Regions from separate parts of the Homo sapiens genome. Here region 1 is linked to region 2. A link is a loop called in an ENCODE intact Hi-C map of the cell type or tissue named here. Cell type or tissue: endothelial cell of umbilical vein. All regions are shown on one strand. Links, peaks and the distances in the headings refer to the core of each region. The heading gives the core; the rest is flanking DNA.

Region 1 (10,982 bases), core at 1,498-9,497, 140 kb before region 2:
TTACTAATTCTTCTCTTTTTGTAATAAACTTTTTCTTACAGAATAATTTGGATGTACAGGAAAGCAGAAAAGGTAATACAGAGAGTTCCTATATACCCCTCCCTTTGTTTTTCCTGTTACCATCTTACACTACCATGGGATATTTGTCACGACTAAGAAACCAGCATTGGCAAATTACTATTGAATAAACTCCATACTGTATTCAGATTTTATTAGTGTCTTTCCTAATGTCCTTTTCCTGTTTTAGGATTCCATCCAAGATATAACATTACCTTTAGTCTTCATGTCTTCTTAGGCTCCTCTCATCAGGGACAGCCTCTCATGCTTTTCTTGTTTTTCATGACCTTGACACTTTGAGGAGTAATAATCAGGTATTCTGTAGACTGCTCCTCAATTTGGGTTTGTCTAATGCTTTCTGCATGGTTACACTAGGGTCAGGTGTGGGAGGGAGAACACTACACAGGTGCTGCACCCTTCCCTACATGAGGGGTAGAAGCTTTCAACATGACTCGTCACAGATGATGTTAGCCTTGACCACCTGGCCGCCATAGTGTTTGCTAGGCTTCTTCCCTGGAAAATCACTTTTTCCCCCTTATATACTCCAATAAGACACTAACTATAGACCACACTCAAATCAGAAAGAAGGACTAAGTTCTACCTCTTTATTGCATACATTAACAATTCATACATAAAATATTTGGGATTCTTCTGTAGGAAAGATTTATCTCTTCTCCCCCGTTTATTTAATCACTCATTCAGTCATTTGTATCAGCATGGCCTCAGGGACATTTATTTTATACTTTCAGTTATAACCTAGCACTACATTATTTATTTTGCTGCTCAAATTGCTCCAACTTTGATCAGCTCTTTTCAGGATTACTCCTGTGCCCCTTTGATATGCCCCATTCTTTTGCTCTTTGAGCAATTACTTATTTTCTGATACTACAGAAGGTTATAGGTCATTTCGCATATTCCTTGCCCCAGCCCTAGAATGGCCATCTCTCCAAGGAGACCTGGTTTCTTTATCAGAGAATAGTATTAGAAAACAAGACCTGTGCACTGAGTACTGCCCCTCACTTTCTGCGCTCAGAGATCACACTACAACTGTCTGTGACAGGCTTGGCCTTCCTCTGGAGCATGCCCTTGGGCTGCCCGCATCTTCTTTCTGAATTGAGATCGTCATATGTCACAGGCAACCTTTATGCCTCTGGCTTCATGCAGCTATGTGGCGGGATTTCAGTTTGTGTAATTTTCGTGCCCTCTCTCATACCCATCACTCACCCATGGGAGGTAGTGTGAATTACCTGCTTGGGGATTTTGAAAGAGGAAACTGAGTTTGCCCAAATCCTCCAGAGTTCTCTCTCTCCAATATGCCTGACAGAAGAGCAGGGGCAATGATTAGTTGTCTGACAGTCCAAAGGGTCTGGGGTATCTAATAAGCTGACAATCGGGTGGGAAAGTCAATCTCATTTATGGGTGGAGACCTAGGAGGCCCACTGTGGCCATGCTGCTAAGTCAACCCATCATTCACTCATTTGCGTGTTCCTTATTCAACAAATGCTTATTTACCTCCTACACATGCCAGGCACTATTCCAGGCACTAGCGATACAGCAGTGGAAAAACAGACAAGAAAGAAACAGATTTTCTGCCCTCATGGAGCTTACATACCAGCAGGGAATACAGATAATAAAGAAACATAGATATGTAAGTGATACATATCTATTTTCGTGTATATATGAGTGATATAAAGAGGCAGGGCAGGTTGGCTCGGGAGAGTGCCTGGGAGGACAGAGGTGGTAAGGGCTGAATTCTGACAGCTACTGACTCTGAGGGACACTGGAAGCCATTAGATGACTTTTAACAGAGGAATAATATATTTCTTCTCCTTTCTTGCTTTTTAGGAATCACTTTGATTGTCAGGCATGTTCAAAACAGCCTACTGATAGGAGTAGTGGGAAGTGGGACAGCAAAAAACAAGGGTGCAAGCAGAAGCCCAGCTGGGCGGCTCCTGGGATAATCTAGGCCAGAGAGAATGGCAACTTGGACCCGGGGGTGGCAGTGGACACGGCACACGAAAGAGAAGAAACCTCAGATTACTTCAAGGTGTTTCGCCTGAGTGACTGGCAGGTGGAGTTGGACTTCACCAAGATGGGAGAACTACAAGAGGGGCAGGTTGAAGTGGAAAGGATCAATTGGATCAAGTGGAATTGAACATATTCAATTTGAAACATGTTAAGTGAGCAATGGAGAGGAAACGGTTAATGTCAGGGCTGCGAAAACCTGGTCTCCCTGGAAATGTTTCTTAAGAAACAGCAGAGTTAAGATAAATGGGGAATGTCTCTTCCACCCTTTGTTGAGTGGCTCTGCACCTGGGATGGGGGAGCTGTGGGCTGTCATGTAGGTCTTAGAACTGCAAAGGACTTGAATAATATAAAACATTTATAAGAAAAAGGAACTATGACTTCTCTGTGTCAAGGTGACCCCATAAACCCTGACTCTCATCCACAGCAGCCTTGTACACCCCAAGTGGGAGACAGGGCAAAAAGGTCTCGTATGTGGGTCACTACCGGGCCCCTTGATAAGATGAAGATGCTGTGCTTGCTGAATCTCCTGCTGTGTGTCTTGCTATAAAGCCATCTAAACATAATATTAAAACCTATTTGTGTCCTATGAGTCTGATGCTGACTTGAACCCATAACCACAGCTGTGCTGCTGCATAATAAAGCAGCTATTTTAATCTCTCCTTGTCTGACTGTCTGACTCCTTTAATTCTAAAACTGGGGAGGGAAGAGGATGGTATTAATTATTGACTCCCTAAATTTCCCCATCTTGGTAGGAGTTTCCTTCAGGCTGTGATTTGTGCAAATTAATCTTTATAGTAACTCAGAAGGCAAGAAGCTAACTGCAGACATGAAAATCCAACACTGTCAGAACCATTAAATCTTTACCCAACACTTGGAACCACAAAATGTCTCTAGTGCTGCTCCTTTAATGACGAACATATGGTTCCCTAAACAGAAAGAAAGAGCTCTTCTTCTGTACTGGTGGCCACCAAAAACACTGAACAAAACAGCCCATGGCAAAGGCCAAGACAGACCATGCAGACAATGGTCCCACCCTCTCCTTGGAAGGCTATGCTCTCACCAGGAGCAGAACAGTCCTTGATCACAGGAGTCAATTCACCACTGTGTGAATCACCTCTATTATCACATCAGCACAGGCCATGGAAACCACGGAAAGACTGATCTGCAGAGAGATTTTGCAGAGGTTATTATGGGCATGTTGATCCCTCATCACACAGAGCTTTTAGAGTTGAGCCAGACACTCCCTCCTTCCTCAAGTGTCAGTAAGAAGAAGAGGAGTAAGAGGATATTATAATGCTCTTACTTCAGGGAACAACAACGTAGGCTATGACTTAACTAATTCAGGTACCAAGCTCACTGAGGCCCTGCTATGAGTTGACATTGCTTTAGACCCTGGGGATACAGCAGTGAACACAACAGACAAAATCACCTCTTCCTTGATGGAGCTTACATTCCAGTGGAGTGAGACAAAAAAGATGATGATTTTTTAAAAAAATTTATTTTGAATGGCTGGTGCCATTCAACCATGGTTCTGTAATAAGAAATCTTGGAAGTCAAGTTTTAAAAATTCCTCCTGAGACCACAGATGCCACGAGTACTCTTCCAAGAGTGATGCTAACATTTGGGCACTTGGAGAATCATGGCTCTCAGCTCCACTTCTTCACTCCTCCTTATCAGCTCCTCCTGGATTTTACATTTTAATTGGGGCTGGCACATGCAACTGTTCCCTTTTTGCTTCCGTTAGTCTGACAGATTAGGCCAGTTGGTTTATTAACGACTTGGCCACCTACCAACAGCATAAGCACCGGGATAAATCCCAGTGGAGGGTCTCTCCTCTGCTTCCGCTGAGCTTGGTCTTGAAATGCTTTGATATCTACAGCAGTAAAAGCACAAGGAAACTAATTGCTCAATGGTAGCACGGCTTTGCACTTACTTATCAGAGAGAATCATCTTTTGGAAATTAATGTGTACATCTCCTCGATGCCATGACAAACTCACAAAATCTCATCACTCTGGTCTGAGAAATATGCCTAGAACAAAATAACTTACTGGATGATTTTATTCACTTCAGTTAAGAGACCGCAGCTCATTAGTCCTTTAATACAGATCTACAATATCAGGACTCCCCAAATAATGTTTTCCTTGCAAAATTACCCCAAAACATATAATTTAGAAATAAGAAGGCACCTGAAAACTATGACTACATAACATTTATACCAGTTTATGCTCAAAGGAAACAGACAACCTACCATACAATTTAGGTAAAGACTACTCAATAGAATTTACCCCTTTCTCTTTCTCTTTACTGTCTAAAAACTGCAATGGCAACAGTATTGTCCCCTTTAACATGCATAAGGAAACCTCTTTCCTTATACATAATTCAGTGCCTTTCACCTCCACTCTCTGCATGTCCTTACACATGGATAGACTGCCTGGCCAGCTGTCTGGATGGCAGACCCCAGGGAGCGGCCCCATTTTGTTAACTCACTGGACTGACTAAGGCAGCACCACAGGGAGATACAGAAGCCAATCAATGAGAGGACAAACAAACTCAGGTTTCCTCCTAGCACTTAACACAGGCTGTTCTTCTCAGCCCTGCAACATTTCAGGCAGTCTGACTCCTGCTTCATGAGCCTGAAAAACAGAACTTGTTTCGCTCTCAGCGACCACTCCACAGAGCAGACTGCAGTCCCTGAGCAAGCAGAGATGCAGGAGACAAAGCCCAAAGAGATGAGAAAAGGCAGAAGGAGCAGCTTTCTGTTCCCAGGCAATTTTGAAAGTTATAAATAGAATGGGGGGGAGGGATAAATGTAGGGGAGGGATAAATGTAGAGAAAACATTTACTATAGAAAGAAATACAAATCTTAAATATTTAGACAATGAAAGAAACAAAAAGAACTGCCACAAAAGCCACTCTGCATACAGGCTCATACGAGACATGACAACTGTCAAATAACTATGCAAAGCAATGAAATGTCTTCATCCCCAATTACTTTTGCTATTAATTGCAATTTCACAAAGGTTTCCAAGACCTTCCACAAGAGAAAAAAGATGCAATGCTTTTTCAAAGTTTGGCATGAGTTTTATGTCAGGAAACAAACTGGTTTGCACATTCGGAAGTTGGAAGTTAAGAAGGTTACATTTTTTCTCACATATTTTGGAGGCATCTGGACAGCCCTAATTTAAAAAAAAAAAAAAAAAAAAAAAAAAAAAAGCACCTGACCTTTGAAAAGCTCATAAGACAAAGTCAGCTTTATTTTCTGTTAGAGATCTGCTATAAAGAGTTAAGTATTTTTTACAAAAGAATGTGCATCTGTAGCTATGGAGTTGCTCGCACCATCGCAGCCTGTCTGTAGCAGGGATTGCTAACTAACACGGCCAGCCTGCATGTTGAGACAGCATCATCCACTAGAGGCCAGAATGAGACTGTCATGTACAGGCAAATCAAATATAGACTCAGGAAGCACCAGAGCATCAGGGAGTGACACCAATATTGCAGGTGACACGCCAACAAAATGCACTTCTAAATCCTCTTACGCAGTTTCTTTCCACATCCAAATCAGTGGGTAAATGAGGCACTAAAGGACAACATCTGTCAGCAAGAGGCTGACACTGTATTGAAGACTCAGAAACTAGAACAAAAATGGACCATTCTTTCCTGAACTGAAGTTGAGAAGGAAGGAAAAGAGGAGGCAGGGCATGGGTGCTGGTGAGACAGAGGCCAAGGACACAAATGCGTATCTGATATAGGAGGCAGGAGAGGAGAGCAGAGAAATGGGCAGGGAAAATGCCTCTGGAGTTCCTGGACCTGGAACTGGACTAGGAGCTAGTTGCAGCCTTGTGCATCAGTCAGGAACTGGTTAAAAACACACAGCACAGGCACACCATGGAGCATGATGCCGCCACCTAGCAACTGAGGTAGGCCTGTCTGTTGGTATGGAAAGACCTCTAAGACATGCTTAAGTAAGAAAGTGGTAGACACTATGCTCTGTAACGATGACATGTGTGAATTTGTTAAGGATGCATATGCACACACATATACATAAAATCCTTCTAAAGGCCGGGCGCGGTGGCTCACGTCTGTAATCCCAGCACTTTGGGAGGCCAAGGCTGGTGTGTTTTTAACCAGTTCCCCTCCTGAGGTCAGGAGTTTGAGGCCAGGCTGACTAACATGGTAAAACCCCATCTCTACTAAAAACACAAAAATTAGCCAGGTGTAGTGGCGGTTGCCTGTAATCCCAGCTACTTGGGAGGCTGAGGCAGGAGAATTGCTTGAACCCAGGGGGCGGAGGGTGCAGTGAGCCAAGATCATGCCATTGCACTCCAGCCTGGGCAACAGAGCAAGATTCCGTCTCAAAAAACAAAAAAATCCTTCTAAAAAGATGCACAAACAAATACAAGAAGCCTCCCAATTAGAAGCCTTGCACTTGTTGCTGGCCTGTTCAGAAAGGTCCTTTCCCAGATCAACTCCCACTGAGTTTTTTATTCGTTTACCATCTCAGCGAGACACTCCGGCCACTGTATTTAAAAATCAGTCCTTCCAATGCTATTGTCTCCCTTTGCTGCCTTATTTTCCTCAAAACACCTGTCATCATCATTTTTGTCTCACTCCACTGGAATGTAAGCTCCAGGAAGGAAGAGGTGATTTTGTCTGTTGTGTTCACTGCTGTATCCCCAGGTTCTAAAGCAATGTCAGCTCATAGCAGGGCCTCAGTGAGCTTGCTACATGAATTAGTTAAGTCATAGCCTATGTTGTGGTTCCCTGAAGTGAGAAAAGAGCTGGGATTTACTCAGATTACCAAGGAAACAATGCTGCATTGAGGCTGCCAGTCTGGACATGACCTCCAGCTGACTTTGCTCCAAAGATGAGTCCAAGCACTCCAGAGCATCTCCCTTCTCTTAAAGGGTCATAGACCCATAGACCAGGATTTTGTACATAAAGACTTTCAATATCTGGAGTGAGTTTGATCAAAGGATCTAACAGAGAAATGCAGCTAATGTAGACTTGTGAAGGCAAGAGGGCTTTCCTCTTCCTAGAAAGGCCATCCACCCCACCCAATGATATAGGTTTGGGAGAATCCTGGAGAAGCTGTGGAAGAAGGACACCTGCCTAGCAAGTCAGACCAGGCTGCTGTACCCTGGCTGTTGATGGCAGAACAGAAGTCACAGCCAGACTGTCCATGTGTCCCTGTCTGGAACACAGTTCTCCTCCACACAGCCCACTGCATTCGGCCTTCAACCAAAAAGGTGCTGGAGAATGACAAGCAAAAGCCCATCCAGGGTTCTTAGCAGTGGGGAAAGCATATTCCTATCATCATGTTTTGCTGAAATAATTTTGAATTATGCCTTGGACGTAGAGGATGCCAGAGTTCGGATATTCTCTTGGAAGAGGCCTTGGTAATGGAGGAGACACTCCCAAATAGTAAGTGGATTCTGGAGGCAACTACTTAACCAATCTAGTGCTATTTCAGAATTTTTAAAAAATATAATTGTAAGAAATGTTTTTGGAGTGAAACATGTATTATCACGTGGACCAATATAGCAGTTGGACTCAATGTAAATATTAATGGGACTTTTTTCTATTTCTCTACTCCTCACTACAAATTAGTTACTTGCCTGGGATCTAATTTTACTTAATATGTAGGTAAGGAATAGTGCTTGGCATGATTTCATGCTTGGAATATGTAAGTAAGGAAAAATGCTCAGCAGGATTTCATGCTTGGTTTGTTGTCTCTTCAGTTCTATTCTCAAGTAGTTTAGCATTTTGTTTTAAATGTTTTAGCTCCTAAGGGCATGAATATATACAATAATATCTCCCTTCCCAGATTATCAGACTCCTAAGTCTGACTCCTTCAAGCACCGAGAAGCCAGATCAGGACACAGATGAAAATGCTAACATAACACTGCATCATGCAGATGATTTGAAAACATGGTGACTGAGAAGTGGCTCATCCCAGATGGCTATGGGGTCAAATACATCTCCAGTTATGGCCCTCTGGACAAGTGGCAGGCCCTGCACTCATGAGGGCTCCCCATGTGCTGCTCCCTCCTAATGCCCACCAATAAATCCTACTTCCTGTCCAAAAAAAAAAGAAAAACCACCCATCATAGCAACATGCACTTTGCTCCTTAAGTTCTCATTCAAAGCCTTATTAACTATTATTTAACACATAAGCTTAAGTATGTTTAATTAATTTCTATATCTATGCAGCTTAAAAGGAAAATTGGCTAAAAGACATGAGTCAAGCAGCTGCAATGACTCAGAGATGTAATAGACAATGATAACAAAAGAGAAAACAGAACTATAAATAATGAATATTCATAATGAAAAACAATTGTCAAGCTAATATTTAACTACAACTAACACACATTGTAATGATAGAAAGCTTTCCAATGCACTTTAAAATGAATTTAACAAGAAATGGCATTAAAAGAAAGCAGTATTTTTTTTTTGAGGTGGAGTCTCACTCCGTTGCCCAGGCTGGAGTGCAATGGCTTGATCTCAGCTCACTGCAGATTCAGCCTCTCAGATTCAAGCAATTCTCCTGCCTCAGCCTTCCCAGTAGCTAGGATTACAGGTGCCCGCCACTATGCTTGGCTTGTTTTTTTGTTTGTTTGTTTGTTTGTTTTAATTTTTAGTAGAGATGGGGTCTTGCCATGTTGGCCAGGCTGGTCTCAAACTCCTCACCTCAGGTGATCCTCCCACCTCGCAAAGTGCTGGGATTACAGGCTTGAGCCACCACACCCAGCCAAGAAATTAGATTTTAAGTGTTCTCACCACAGAAAAGATAAGTATGTGAGGCACTACATATGTTAAATAGCTTGATTTGGCCATTCTACTGGTATACATACATCAAAACGTCATGTTGTACACCATAATATATATAATTTTTACTTGTCAATTAACAATAAGTAAATGGACAGCAGTACTTAAAAGAAAAAGATGTACATATTTAGATTATTCTCTTATATGGACCCAACTGTTAATTGTTAAAGCTAGCAAAATGGAAGTTATTGTATATATGGAATCTATATATATAGATATTATATGCCCCATATATATAATCAATAGACGATCGACAGCAATCCATTAAAAATTAGTGTGGGTTCCTACAAAATTTACATTTATTTTTACATTTATTTATTAAATAAATATTGAGTACTTCTAGCTCTTAGTGAGTTAGACAGACTTGGTCTTGCCCTTGTAGACCCTCCTTATGTTCTATTTCAGTCCTTTTTTTTTTTCTTTTTTTGAGATGGACTCTCATTCTGTCACCCGGGCTGCAGTGCAGTGGCGCCATCTTGGCTCACTGCTACCTACGCCTCCCAGGTTCAAGCAATTCTCCTGCCTCAGCCTCCCAAACAGCTGGGATTACAGGCACTCACCACAATACCTGGCTAATTTTTGTATTTTTAGTAGAGACGGGGTTTCATCATGTTGGCCAGGCTGGTCTCAAACTCTTGATCTCAAGTGATTCATCAATTTCAGCCACCCAAAGTGCTGGGATTACAGGCATGAGCCACCACACCTGGCCTATTCCATTACATTTTAGGTAAGTTCGTTGAAAGTGAAAATAGGATGCCTTGAGAGAAAATAGGTAAGTAGACCAGGTCTGTTCTGAAGGTGGTACGGTGGGGGTCTCTCTTGGGGTCCTAAATTTCAGATCTGAAGAGTGAGTATCACTTAAGTAAGTGAGGAGCTGGCTATGGGTGGGCACTCCAGTCAGGAGGAACAGCAAATGCAAAGGCCCTGGGGTGAGAGGAAGTGCATGGTGCCAGCAGAACTAAGGGAGGTCCTATGGCTGGAGCAAGAGGATGAGAGGCAGGGGTGGAAACACTCAGAACGCAAAACACATGCTGATGTAGATAACCTTTATTCTATGGGCAGTGGCAATTCACTGCAGAGTGCCATTCAAAGATGTTTGAAAAACTCATTTTGATGGCAGTGTGGAGAACAGATCAAAGTGAGAGCCTGAGTGAGCATCTGATTGCTTAAGGGGGACAAGGCAGTGTCACAGTCCTCCAGGGAGAGCAGATGGTAAGAAGGTGAGGATGAAGATGAATAGCTGTATTCAAAAACATTTAGGAGGTAACAGTGGACAGGATTTAGAGATGGACCAAGTATGGATGGTGAGGAAGAGGAAGGAGTAAGAGGCCTTGGTGTTCTGGCCTGGGCAGTTGGGAGCACCACAGGGTTGGCCACTAGATGGAGGACACGACACAGGCACAGGGATACCATGTGGGGTGAGGCAGGGACTGATCAATGTTGTTTCAATTTGCAAAGTTTGGAGTCCTGTGAAACATTCAAATGGGTATGTCAATAAAGGTGTATGTATGTATCTGAAGTTCACAGGCCACATCTGGGTTCAAGATATAAGGTTCAAGCCCTTCACTTACACTGGCTATGGGTCCTAAGAACCTACAAGGACAAAAGATTTCTATTGCTAAACTCATCACTGGAGGGGACAAAAAAGGTTCCCAGGGAAAAGTGCTTTTGATAAATTTTGTTTCAGAGAATTGGACCACTTACACTTTCCAAAGACATTGGACGAAATAAGAAAAATGGATTCCATGTCATAAAGCTCAAAAACACCACACAAACATGTCATCTAATAGCACATGATGACTATAATTTAATATGAGAAAAAATTAGCATGCTTGGCACACATGGACTAAGTACATAATAAACATTCGCTGATTTGATGATGCTGATACTGATAACAATGATGACATGGGACTGTTTTACAAAATGGATATAAACATATGCCAAAAAGATCATTTAGTTCTAGGATAAGTTGCTATGTACCAAATAGCCATATTGTTAATACTAGTTTTGCCAATTATAATTCTCAAAGCTCTTCCATACACTGTATTTTTGTAATCTTCAAAATCATCCT
Region 2 (10,982 bases), core at 1,408-9,407:
TTGATTTGATAATCTACCAGGGAGAGAGATTCTATGAGTTTGGAAGGGACTTGGGAAGGGAAATGATACAGGGAGAGAGATCGATGACAAAGAGAAAACTCATCTTAAGAAAGATTGGGGTTGTAAAATAACCAGACATTTATTTCTTGTCTTCTTTTTACACAATAAACACACTTCTCAAAACTGACAAAAACATTTCTTAAGAGGGCCCTTGTGATCTATTCATCAGAAGCAAAGGTAGAGGATATTTTTCATGTCAGGGTATTTGTTTCTAGAAACCTAGACGTTTTTAAAATGATAACTCCATTTTTTTAAACTATAGCCATGGCGCATGATTTACAGAGAATATAACCTTTAAGAAATAGAGATAATTACTCTGTTTAAAAAACACACTGTGTCATTCTTGCTTCTAGCACAAACCTCACTGCCCCGGATCATTATAGTGTGGCTAGTTGGATGATTTTCCTGCTCTTCAAGGGCAAGGAATATACTTCATCAAAACTGCTTTACTGCCAATTGAGCCTTTTGAATATTTAAAAGCTGATGACCTATGACTGAAGTTAATGCAAATGTCTCTGTCTCTAATGACAAACCTGATGAACTGGTGATGAGAGGAAGAAAAGACTAGCTGAGTAGAAACTCTAGGAAATACCTCCAGCAAAGTCTATCAGGGTTCTTTATGGTAAAAGCAATCTTATTCTTGATCTTAAACCCCTTCCGAGCACCCTCAGGACTAACGGAATGGGTATTTCCTCTTACCCCAGGTGGCTTTGATTAAAGCTGTGGAAAACAGAAACCAAGAGGGACAAAAAGAACAGAGGACTGGCGAGGCATGGTGGCTCACACCTATAATCCCAGCACTTTGGGAGGCAGAGGCGGGTGGATCACCTGAGGTTGGGAGTTTGAGACCAGCCTGACCAACATGGAGAAACCCCGTCTTTACCAAAAATACAAAATTAGCCCGGCAGGGTGGCGCATGCCTGTAGTCCCAGCTACTCCGGAGGCTGAGGCAGGAGAATTGCTTGAACCCAGGAGGTGGAGGTTGCGGTGCGCAAAACTCCATCTCAAAAAAAAAAAAACAAAAAAAACAGAGGACCATCAAGTCCTCAGGGGTTGCAGCAATGGCTTCCTCCAGTCACCAGAGGGCTCTAGAGGGAGGAATAACCTATTTCTAAATCAGTCCTCATCTCTGCACACCAAGCTTAAAGTCTGAAAATTACAAGAGATTATTTTTCACACATAGTTTTACAAACAAATATGGCTCCTGATAACTTAAAATTATCTACAGAGGCAGGAGAGTGAAGTAGAAATTGATTCCATACCTGGTCTGCCATGTGTTTAGAACAGGAGTCAGCAAGCTAGGACCCATAGGCCAAATGTGGCCTGCCACCTGTGTTGTCAATAAAGTTTTATTGAATCATGGCCCACTCATTTAAGAATTGTCTATATCTGCTTTTGCTTTACCAAAACAGAGCTGAGTCACTGCACTAGAGACCGTATGACCCAGAAAGCCAAAAATATTTAACTAGCCCTTACCTAGAAGAATCATTCGGCTCAGTGGGTTATGTAAGTGACACATCTCCATATCATCTAGTTCACATGATATTAAAAGGCCCAAAGATGCCTGTATAAAAATCTTTCTAAATGCAACTCTATTAGCTAGAATGACCAAAATCCAGAACACTAACAACACCAAATGTTGGCAAGGATGTGGAGCAACAGGAACTCTCATTCCCTGCTGGTGGGAATGCGAAATGCTACAGCCACTTTGGAAAATAGTGTGGTGGTTTCTTATAAAACTAAACATACTCTTACCATATGATAGAGCAATCATGGTGTTTGGTATTTACCCAAATGAGTTGAAAACTTATGTCTACACAAAAACCTACACACAGTTATTTATAGCAGCCTTATTCATAATTGCTCAAACTTGGAAGCAACCAAGATGTCTTTCAGCAGGTAAATGGATAAATTATGATACATACAGACAATGGAATATTATTTTATGCCAAAAGGAAATGAGCTCTTAAACCAAGAAAAGACATGGAGGAAACTTAAATGCATATTACTGAGTGAAAGAAGCCAATCTGAAAAGACTACACATTGTATGATTCCAACTATGACATTCTGGGTAAGGCAAAAGCTATAGAGACAGTAAAAAGATCAGCGGTTGCCAGGGGTTAGGGGAGAAGGAGGGATGATTTTTAGGACAGGGAAACTACTCTGTATGATACTATAATGGTATTGGTATTGCAATGGAATGATACTATACATTCATCAAACCCATAGAGTGTACACCAAGAGTGAACTCTAATGTAAACTATCAACTATGAGTGATTATAATGTATCAATGTAGGCTCATCGGTTGTAATACATGTACCACTCTAGGAAGGATATTGATAATGAGGGAGGCTATGCATGTGTGGGAAAGGGGTATAGAGGAAATCTCTGTGCCTTCCTTTCAATTTTGCTGTAAACCTAAACATCTCTTTTAAAAAATAAAGTCTATTAAAAAAAGAAAAACAACTCTATTAGTCAATGAGTTGTGAGGGCCATTAAGGGCTGGGTGCCCACTGTTTCCAGCTCCTATTACCTTCTGAACACCATAGAATTGCATTTCCTTGATCCTGGGTAAGATCTTGGGATGAGTCCTGATCAGAGAGTTGTAAGCAGAAGTGCTATGAATCACTTCCGAAATGAAGCATGACCTTCCAGGGCTCTTTTCCTTGTGGCTCAACATCTGGCAAATCCAAGTTTCTGACTTCCCTGAGTGACAATGGTGGGCGGAGCCCCCCAGCTGGCCTCTGGTGGGCACAGAGCAGAGTCAAGAAGAAGCCTTTCTTGCTCTAAGCCACTGAGCATTGGGTGTTTGTTTCCTCAGCAAAATCTAACTGATCTTGACTGAAATAGAGATGATCGATAACTATAACATGCTACTATATTTGCAAGACTGTTGCTTCTCCCTATCCTCCAGTACAGTGAAGGACTCAGAAGAAGAAACATTGATCCAAGCATGAACTTTTACCTTCAGTCATCAATCTAATTTAGTTCATGAAAATTCTTCTTAAAATCTTGGTCTTCTTAAAACTCCAAGGAAGAGTCAGTCTCTCTCTCTCTCTTTCTCTCTCTCTCTCTCTCTCCCCCCACCATCCCCCAAAGAACTCTGTTATTCTTGCCTATCTATCAGGCCATCTTGGTCCCACCTTCAAGCAGTCTGTAGCCTCCCAGAGAGGAAATTTCTTTTTTCTCTCTCATTAATTTTCTGCCAAGAATGGTGACTTTTTTTCCTCTCTCAGAGATCACAGGAGCAGAATAATCCTAATCAATAAAAAGGCTGGGAGAAGGTTGTGAAACCACCCCCTCCTGAGGTAAACATGTTGATCTCCCTGTAAATCATCATTTCTGCTAATATTTGAGCACCTGTTGTGTTTTATTTCTCAGCTGATTCAGAAAGCAGGAAGGAAGAAGGAGGTTATTTATTGGGTCCCTCAAACCCCAACAAAAGCCAACTGGAATCCTCTCAGGAAGTCTTCAGAACAGCAGTTCGATGGCCACACACCATCCCTAGCTAAGTGGGAGGGTCACGGGTGTTGTGGTGACTCTGGAGAGCAGGATGGCCATGGTTTGGTGCAGCCAAGCACAGGTCTTCTCCATCCATGACTCCTTCCTGGCTTGGTCAGGTTTGCAGAGTAATTCAACCAAGGCCCAATTCCTTACACAAGACAGATAACACTTTCTTGACCTGTGTATGAAGGGGTGGTGGCACCCCCAGAGCACCTTCAGTCCCTGTAGCAGGTTTCCCAACAGACGCAAGAAAGCTCCTCTCCCTCTGCACTGTCAGCCTCTTCTGCTCTTCTTGTCTTACCCTCCAAACCAAAAGTATCTCTCTGCTGCACTGATGCTGAATGAAATACAGAACTACTTAGAATGAGCAAAAATACACAGGGAAATAGCCCCTGAAGCTGTCCTTGCAAGGTGATATGATTCCTGACAGGTTCATCCTTCAGGCATACAACTCCCAACTCTTCACAAAGGCTTAATGGATGTTTCAAATGTGCAGGACCACATGTGCCATAGAATGGCAGCTTTGATCAAACCACAGAACTTACTTCCAAGATTTATAAAGTGCGAGTGACTGATGACCCCCGTCTTCCCTGAGTGCATGATGACCACTTTCAGTGATCTCCACAAGCTCAGGTGCTGGCCCAGGGTCCAAGCTACAGCTTTCTGAATGTTAATAAAACAACTTGGAATCTTCTGTGATTCACTCATTTTCTCATGAAATTGTGGATCACCAAGTCTGGCTGCAACGCCTCTCATGACTCTCTTCTTTCAATTTCCTTTACTCCTATTCTTTTTCAGGTCCTTCCCGTTTCTTGTCTGAATACCAGAAATTACTAACTGGCCCTCCTGCCCTGGTTCTCCATCCTCAGGCACCGCTGACATGGTGATCACCGTGAAACACCTACCCGACTACCTGATTCCCTTTAAACGCTCAACAAAGGGAGAAGAGCATGGGCATACCTTGAGCCAGGTAACCCAAGGTTCAAGTCCTGACTCCACTATTTACAAAGCACAAGTCCTTTAACCACTTCAGCTTGTACTTTCCTCATCCCACACTAGAAAGAACAATAGCGCCCATCTAATAGAGTTTGGGAGAACTGAGTGGGATAATGCACTTAAAGCTCTTAGCACAATGTTTTGGCATCTAGTAAGTAAATGCTCAATAAGTGTATATTATTATCCTATGTTCTGAGCGTTAGAGGCCCTGCAAATTCAGGGCATAGAAAACCTTTCCATTCCCATCTCCTATCAATTCAAACAGTGGGTGCAACTCCTTCATCCAGGGATTCTCACCCTGTGCTCCCCGGAACACTGCTCTGCCACAAACCCCTCCACAAAAATATCGAACTTTATTTCTACCTCTAGTACATTTGTCTCCAAAATAGCAAAAGAGTAGTGAGAATTTCATGTATCTTCAACAAGGCTTTTCATTAGGAGACAATACTCTAAAATTACCCACATAGATGGCCTGTTGCTTTCTGAAAGTAGTACAATGTTTTGATGTCTAATCATCTTTATCTCTAAGACTAAGCGTCATATTTTCCCAGCTGAAATAAGCTGCCACCTTGAATGCCCTCACATATACTCTTCCCAGACTCACCAGTAGGGGGCGCGCCTGCATAAAGGAGGGAGCTAGAACAATTTCCTCACACCGGGACAGTTGTCTGTTCCAGAATGCATAATCCAATGATGCAATTTTCTTTATACTTACCAGAGGCCTAGAACATGGAAGCATCTCAGTTCTTGCAGTTTTTCATCAACACTTGTCATAACACTGCCCATGCTTGCTATTACCAAAATGATTTTTTTTTCTGTAGTTTGCACAGTATCTAAATTCTAGCTACAGACTAGACTACTTGAATTACCTAAATTCCAAGTTGGCAATGATCCCTACACACACTTCATTTGATTCCCAGCAGCCCATGTAGAGTGTAACCATCACACAGGGCATAAAGGCACAGACTCTAGACCAAGACTGCCAGAATTCAAATCCCAGCTCTGATACTTACTAGCTGCGTGACCTTGGGTAGGTTGTTTAACCTCTCTGTGCCTCGGTTCCCTCATCTGTAATATGAGAATAACAATAACCTATCTCCTAGGTTGTTGTGAAGATTAAACGAGTTAATATGTGCAAAGTGCTTAGAACAGTGTTAGGAACGTGGTGAATGCTCTATGCAATTTTGCTTCTACCACTGCTACTGTGCAGCTATCATTGAAGCATCGCAGGTGAGAAAAAGAGGATCAGACACTAAATCTGTCATCTTGAAAGTAGCTCAGCAAAGGGAATCTTCCCAATGGATTCTATTCTACTTGGAGTCAATGCTTCCAGCTATGGCCACCGGTGGGAAAAAGGCAACACAAAATTCAAATCAGAAAGGTTTACTTATTTACCTTAGATTCCACTTTCAGAAGCTCAGGGTGTTTAGAAATCCATATGTGTAAGAAAATACATGGATCTAATAACTACTGATGGATCATAAACAGCCACTCATAGGACTCCAAACTGTTGAGATTGTTATTGACGGAGGACACCAGGGTGTCCTTGACAGTGCCCAGAAAAATTGCGCTGCCACGCAAAACAGCCTATCCATACATTACAAATATTCCTCCTTCACGATGTGATTTCCACATTCCCTGCAGTAAGAATATTTTCTCCCCTTTATCATTTTCACAAATGTCTACTCAGTAATTACCTGAGTTCATTTTTATGAATTTCCACTATTTTTCTTTCCAGCTTCTGTGACTGCTTGGGGAAAATCTCAAACTCACTGATGTAATTCTCAGGATGCTCATCAGGATCGTAATCACCAAGCTCAGCTGTAATGAGTGAAAAAATAAAGAGACAGAGAAAGATTAAAAACAATAACATGAGCAGGGTGCATATGGAGTGCCTCCTGCCATCCAAAAGAAGAGGCTGGAATAAACTCACCCAAAAATATGTATCTGTACCCAGAGAAAGCCTGAGTGTCTAGAGGCTCATATTCCAGTTCAGATCGAGCTGTGTGAGCTTGGGATCTTGAGAATCTTCTCTGGGTCTCGCCTTCTTTATCAGTATAATAAAGGATTTAAATTACTGTTTTTCAGTGGGGACACCATTGGCATTTTGAGGGCTGAACAATTTTATTATTTCAGATTTTCTAAGGAACTGTAGGACATTTAGTAGCTCTACCCTTCAGGTACTAGATGCTAGCAGCAGACCCAGGCACTGTGACCATCAAAACTGCTCTCTCCCAGAAGTTAGTCAAAGAATACAGGATTTCAGTTAGATAGAAGGAATACATTCAAGAGAGCATTGTACAACATGGAGACTATAATTAGAAACAACGTATTGTATACTTAAAAATCCCTGAGAGGGTAGCTTTTAATTGTTCTCACCACCAAAACAAATGATAAGTATATGAGGTAATGTATATGTAAAGCTCGGTTTAGCCATTCCACAATGCATACATATTTCAAAACATCAGGTTGTATACCATAAATATATATAATGTTTATTGATTTAAAATGTTTTACATTTTTTAAAAATTTAATGCCCCCGCCCCAGTATTTCCAAATGCTCCCCAGGATAGGAGGTGGTACCACCTTTAGATGGAAACCAGTGGACATTCCTCGGGGTTCCATTCACAGCTAATATTCTCTGTGTCAGGAATTCCCTGACTGGAGCTGCCTGCTCTGAGGCTTATGCAGGTGTGGCTTATTCATTGAAAAATCACTAGAAGGAACCCAGCGGGATTGCACTTAAAAACAAATTGATTGCTCTTGAAATTAAGGAGTATACATCTAAAACAGAAGAGCATACTAGATTAAAGTTGTTGCTGGAGTCTAATGAGAAATAAAAATAAAATCCTAAGCCCCCCAACAGACTGAACATTGCCCCCACTTGGCCAAGAGGCCCCAGAGAACCCTTAAAAACTGAGTTCCCAGACATGATGAGGTCAGACCTCATTATACCCCCTCCCTCATTAATTGCTATTAGGTTTCCTACACCAAGGGTTAAACAGAAACCAGCCCTTCTGAAAGACTGCACCACTGATATCAACCAATTGCCGATGCTGCCCCTCCCTTTTGTGGTTTTGACACAGTAACTGATCAGCATTCCTTCCTGGTAAGAGACCACTGACTACAAAGTGGTTCTGGCCAGTCTATGGAGGCTGTGCACAGAGGGCCTTTGTGTCCTCTGCCTCACCTTTTGTTGTATAGGCCCTAATGATAATACATTTAAATGTTAAGTCTCCACCCAAAAGTGAACATGGGATGCATGTTGCTTATGTGCTAGCCTACTATGCATGCCTGTGCCTTCCTTTTGTGACTATTCACAGCCCCTATAATAACCTGTTGAATACGTATACTTGGCCACCCCATTCAGCATAAATCTTTGTCTTATTCTTCCCACCCTTGAAGTGCTTGTTTCCAGCTTCTGGCCAGAGTCTACGTTTCCCCACCTGTCAGAATGGCCACCCTGCAAGCTGCAACCCTTTGTGAGAAATAAAGCTCTTCTTTCCAAATTTATGTACTTCATGATTCTTCAGCTGACACTAACAAAGGGCACCTCCAGAGGATCTTCAAGGGTAAAAAGAGAAATGCCTACACATCTCTGAGCACCCAGAAGGCCAAGCAGAGATGGGTGTGTGAACCACAGCATGGAGGGGCAAAGGTGATGTCTGGCATCAAGAATACTTTCTATTGGTTCCACAAGCATGCTAAGGAATATGAGCCAGAAGAAGCAAGTGTCTCTGGAAGAAACAAAAGATATGGCCCAGGAGAGTAGACTAAAGATAGTGGGAAAATTGTATTAGAAGAACCTGATGACCAATATGACTTTGAAGTAGAAAAAAATTAGTATGCCTTGAGTGCATCTGAAAAATTACATCCAACTCTGTAATTTGTATCCACTGTCCCTTCATTGTCACATCATCCAATGACTGGAAAAGTATATAACCAGGAGGAAATCAAAGCTCTTTAAAGCTTCTGGACAAAATTCAAATTACAGAGTTCTTAAAACAACCTAGAACATATACCACAGCGAGGGAAGACTTCTAAAATAAGACCTAAAATACTTTCAGTCACAAAGGGGAAATTGATTAATTTGATCATACCAAAATTAAAATTTATTTCTGTTTAATAAAGGACATCAGAGTCAAAGTAATAGAGAGATGACAACTTGAAAGAACATATCTTCACAATCTAAAGCTGACAAGGACTAATATCTAGAATAAAGAAGAAATCCCTACATATCATTTTTTAATGGACAGGAAGACCAATAGAGAAATGGTCAAAGGATAATGAACAGACAATTCAAAGAAGGGGAAACCCTAAGGGCCAGTGTAGGGAGAGATGCTCAAACTCATGAATAATTAGAGATATGCAAACCAAAACAAGATGTTACTTTATACCTATAACATTGGCAATAAAACTAGGAAGTTGGCAGAGACACAAGAAAACAAAAATACTTGTGCACTGCTGAAGGGTGCTAGATGCATGTTGCTCCTCCAGAGAGCAAGGTGGGAGTTTTTAGTCAAATATTATGACCTAGCAATCCCATTTCTGGGCATTTTTCCTAGAAAAACTCTAGGTGCAAAAAAAGGATATGTTCAAGGTTTTTTTTATGACAGCATTAATCATAATAGTCAGAAGTTGGAGGCAACTTGGGTGTTTATTGTTAGTGGGACAGCTAGATAAGTAAAACATGGAAGACGCACCCTTTGGGACACTCTGTCACAGTTAAAATCAACAAAATAAGATGTACGTATGCAATATGGACAGATCCCAAAAGCAGTGTTCTGAGCGTAAGAAGGAGGGAATACAATGAGTTCTATAGCATCATTTAATTTATGAAATTTAGAAGTATAGACACAAAAAAACAATATTAATCATTTTATAAGGATGGATACAAAGACAAAGATATGTATATGAACCCAGCATTGCCCTTAGGAGTGGAAATGGAGAATAATGGAAAAAGGGAAATCAATCAATCAATCCATGGGCCTAAAGGGACCAATGATGAGAGGTGGGCCATAAACTGATGATTAACTCAACCTATGTTCCAAAAGAAATACACGTAACATGTCCACCTTTACACACATACACGCTTGTGCCCCTGTGAGCTAGCTACAGGCATTAATATTTAGGAGATGGACGATCCCAGTGCTTCCATTTTCCATAGGTAATTTCCAAAGGTGATGGGACAATGGACCACCAATATGAAACTGGGTCATCTTCAATGCAAATGTCAGCTTGCAGAGTGGTTGGTGAGGGAGGGCATCGTTTTTCAGGGTGCCCTTTTCTTTCCAGGAAATCTTGTGAGATATTATAGACTTGCAATGCTACACACTGCAAATGTTAGAAAAGTTAGAGAAGAAATGCTGTGAAGACTGCACCGGATTGCTGACAAGATTAACACTGTCCCCATCACAGGCCCTGCTCTGATTCCCTAAAGCTTGTCTTTAACTCTGACCTCTCCTTAAGCAGAAGGCAGGTTTTTTAAAATGAATAAAGATTTCTAGCTATTCATACCAAGAGGAGTTGGGTAAGCCGCCATGGTTCTCCCTCCTGCTCATGACTTGGAAGTTGAAGTCGTGACAAATGACATACAACTGGAGGCCCTGCGGTTTGAAACCAGCTCTAGCACTTTTCTAAAAGGATTCAATTCTAAGAGAAAAATCCAATGAGTTTGAAGTGAATGGGTGAGTAAGGTCAGAAACAGTAAGTCTAAAAAGCAACAGGCTTTCCCCTGGTTTGGAAAGGACTCATTCCAAAAGAATTTGAGATGCAGGACCTTTAGCTCCAGGGCCAACTCCTTCAGGAGCTTTCCCTGACCCATGCTTGCTAAGTCAGGAGCCCTCCTGGGACACTCATAGCAGGGACTGGGCCTGTGTGTTCCTCCATCTAACCAACAACGCAGGGTCACAATGGCCTGTTTCCTTATCCATCTTCCCACAGGAACTTTGTATTGCCATGTGGCCCCCTAGCAACTTCTCAGGAAGTATTTGGAGAACACATGAACAAATGAATGAATGAGGTAGTGATACCATCCCAGCAGGCGGCCAACCAGTCTTTCCCATAGTTAAATGAATCAGGCACAATCATTTAACTAAATGTTAAATGAATCAGGCACAGTCATTTAACGAAATGTTAAATTTAAACGTTAAATGGTTGTGACTAATTTAATTAACCATGGTTAATCAGGGCAAGTTTGAAGCTTCAGTATATTCTGAGTTTATTAAAAACAGTCAATCAAGCCAGGTGTGGTGGTGCACACCTGTAATCCCAGTTACTTGGGAGGCTGAGGTAGGAGGATTGCTTGAGGTCAGAGTTTGAGACCACCCTGAGTAACACAGTGAGATCCTGCCTACAAAAAAATACAAAACCTGTCAATCACCTGGAGTTTAGGCAAGTGCCCCGATTCATTTCAGGCAAGT

Evidence for each region. Peaks named below come from ENCODE experiments on the same cell type or tissue, not always from the same donor. Only the 100,000 strongest peaks of a DNase experiment are listed, where the experiment ranks them.
Region 1: it touches region 2 in a loop (7-fold over the local background); 10 of 110 quality-filtered maps call a loop at or near these places.

Annotation. Positions count from the first base shown.
Region 1 is chr9:83,193,956-83,204,937 of GRCh38, forward strand. It overlaps a transcript of RASEF not described here and the pseudogene RN7SKP242. Among named protein-coding and RNA genes, the nearest start is that of FRMD3-AS1, 20 kb to the right of the region's middle. In endothelial cell of umbilical vein, for the core only: a CTCF peak has its summit at 5,488 (motif pointing right); a DNase peak (open chromatin) is centred at 5,496; H3K27me3 peaks cover 1,106 bases.
Region 2 is chr9:83,329,259-83,340,240 of GRCh38, forward strand. FRMD3 (FERM domain containing 3) reads right to left here. Exons shown (of 14, transcript NM_174938.6): 6 at 6,258-6,381. Among named protein-coding and RNA genes, the nearest start is that of FRMD3-AS1, 120 kb to the left of the region's middle. In endothelial cell of umbilical vein, for the core only: a CTCF peak has its summit at 5,168 (motif pointing right); a DNase peak (open chromatin) is centred at 5,183.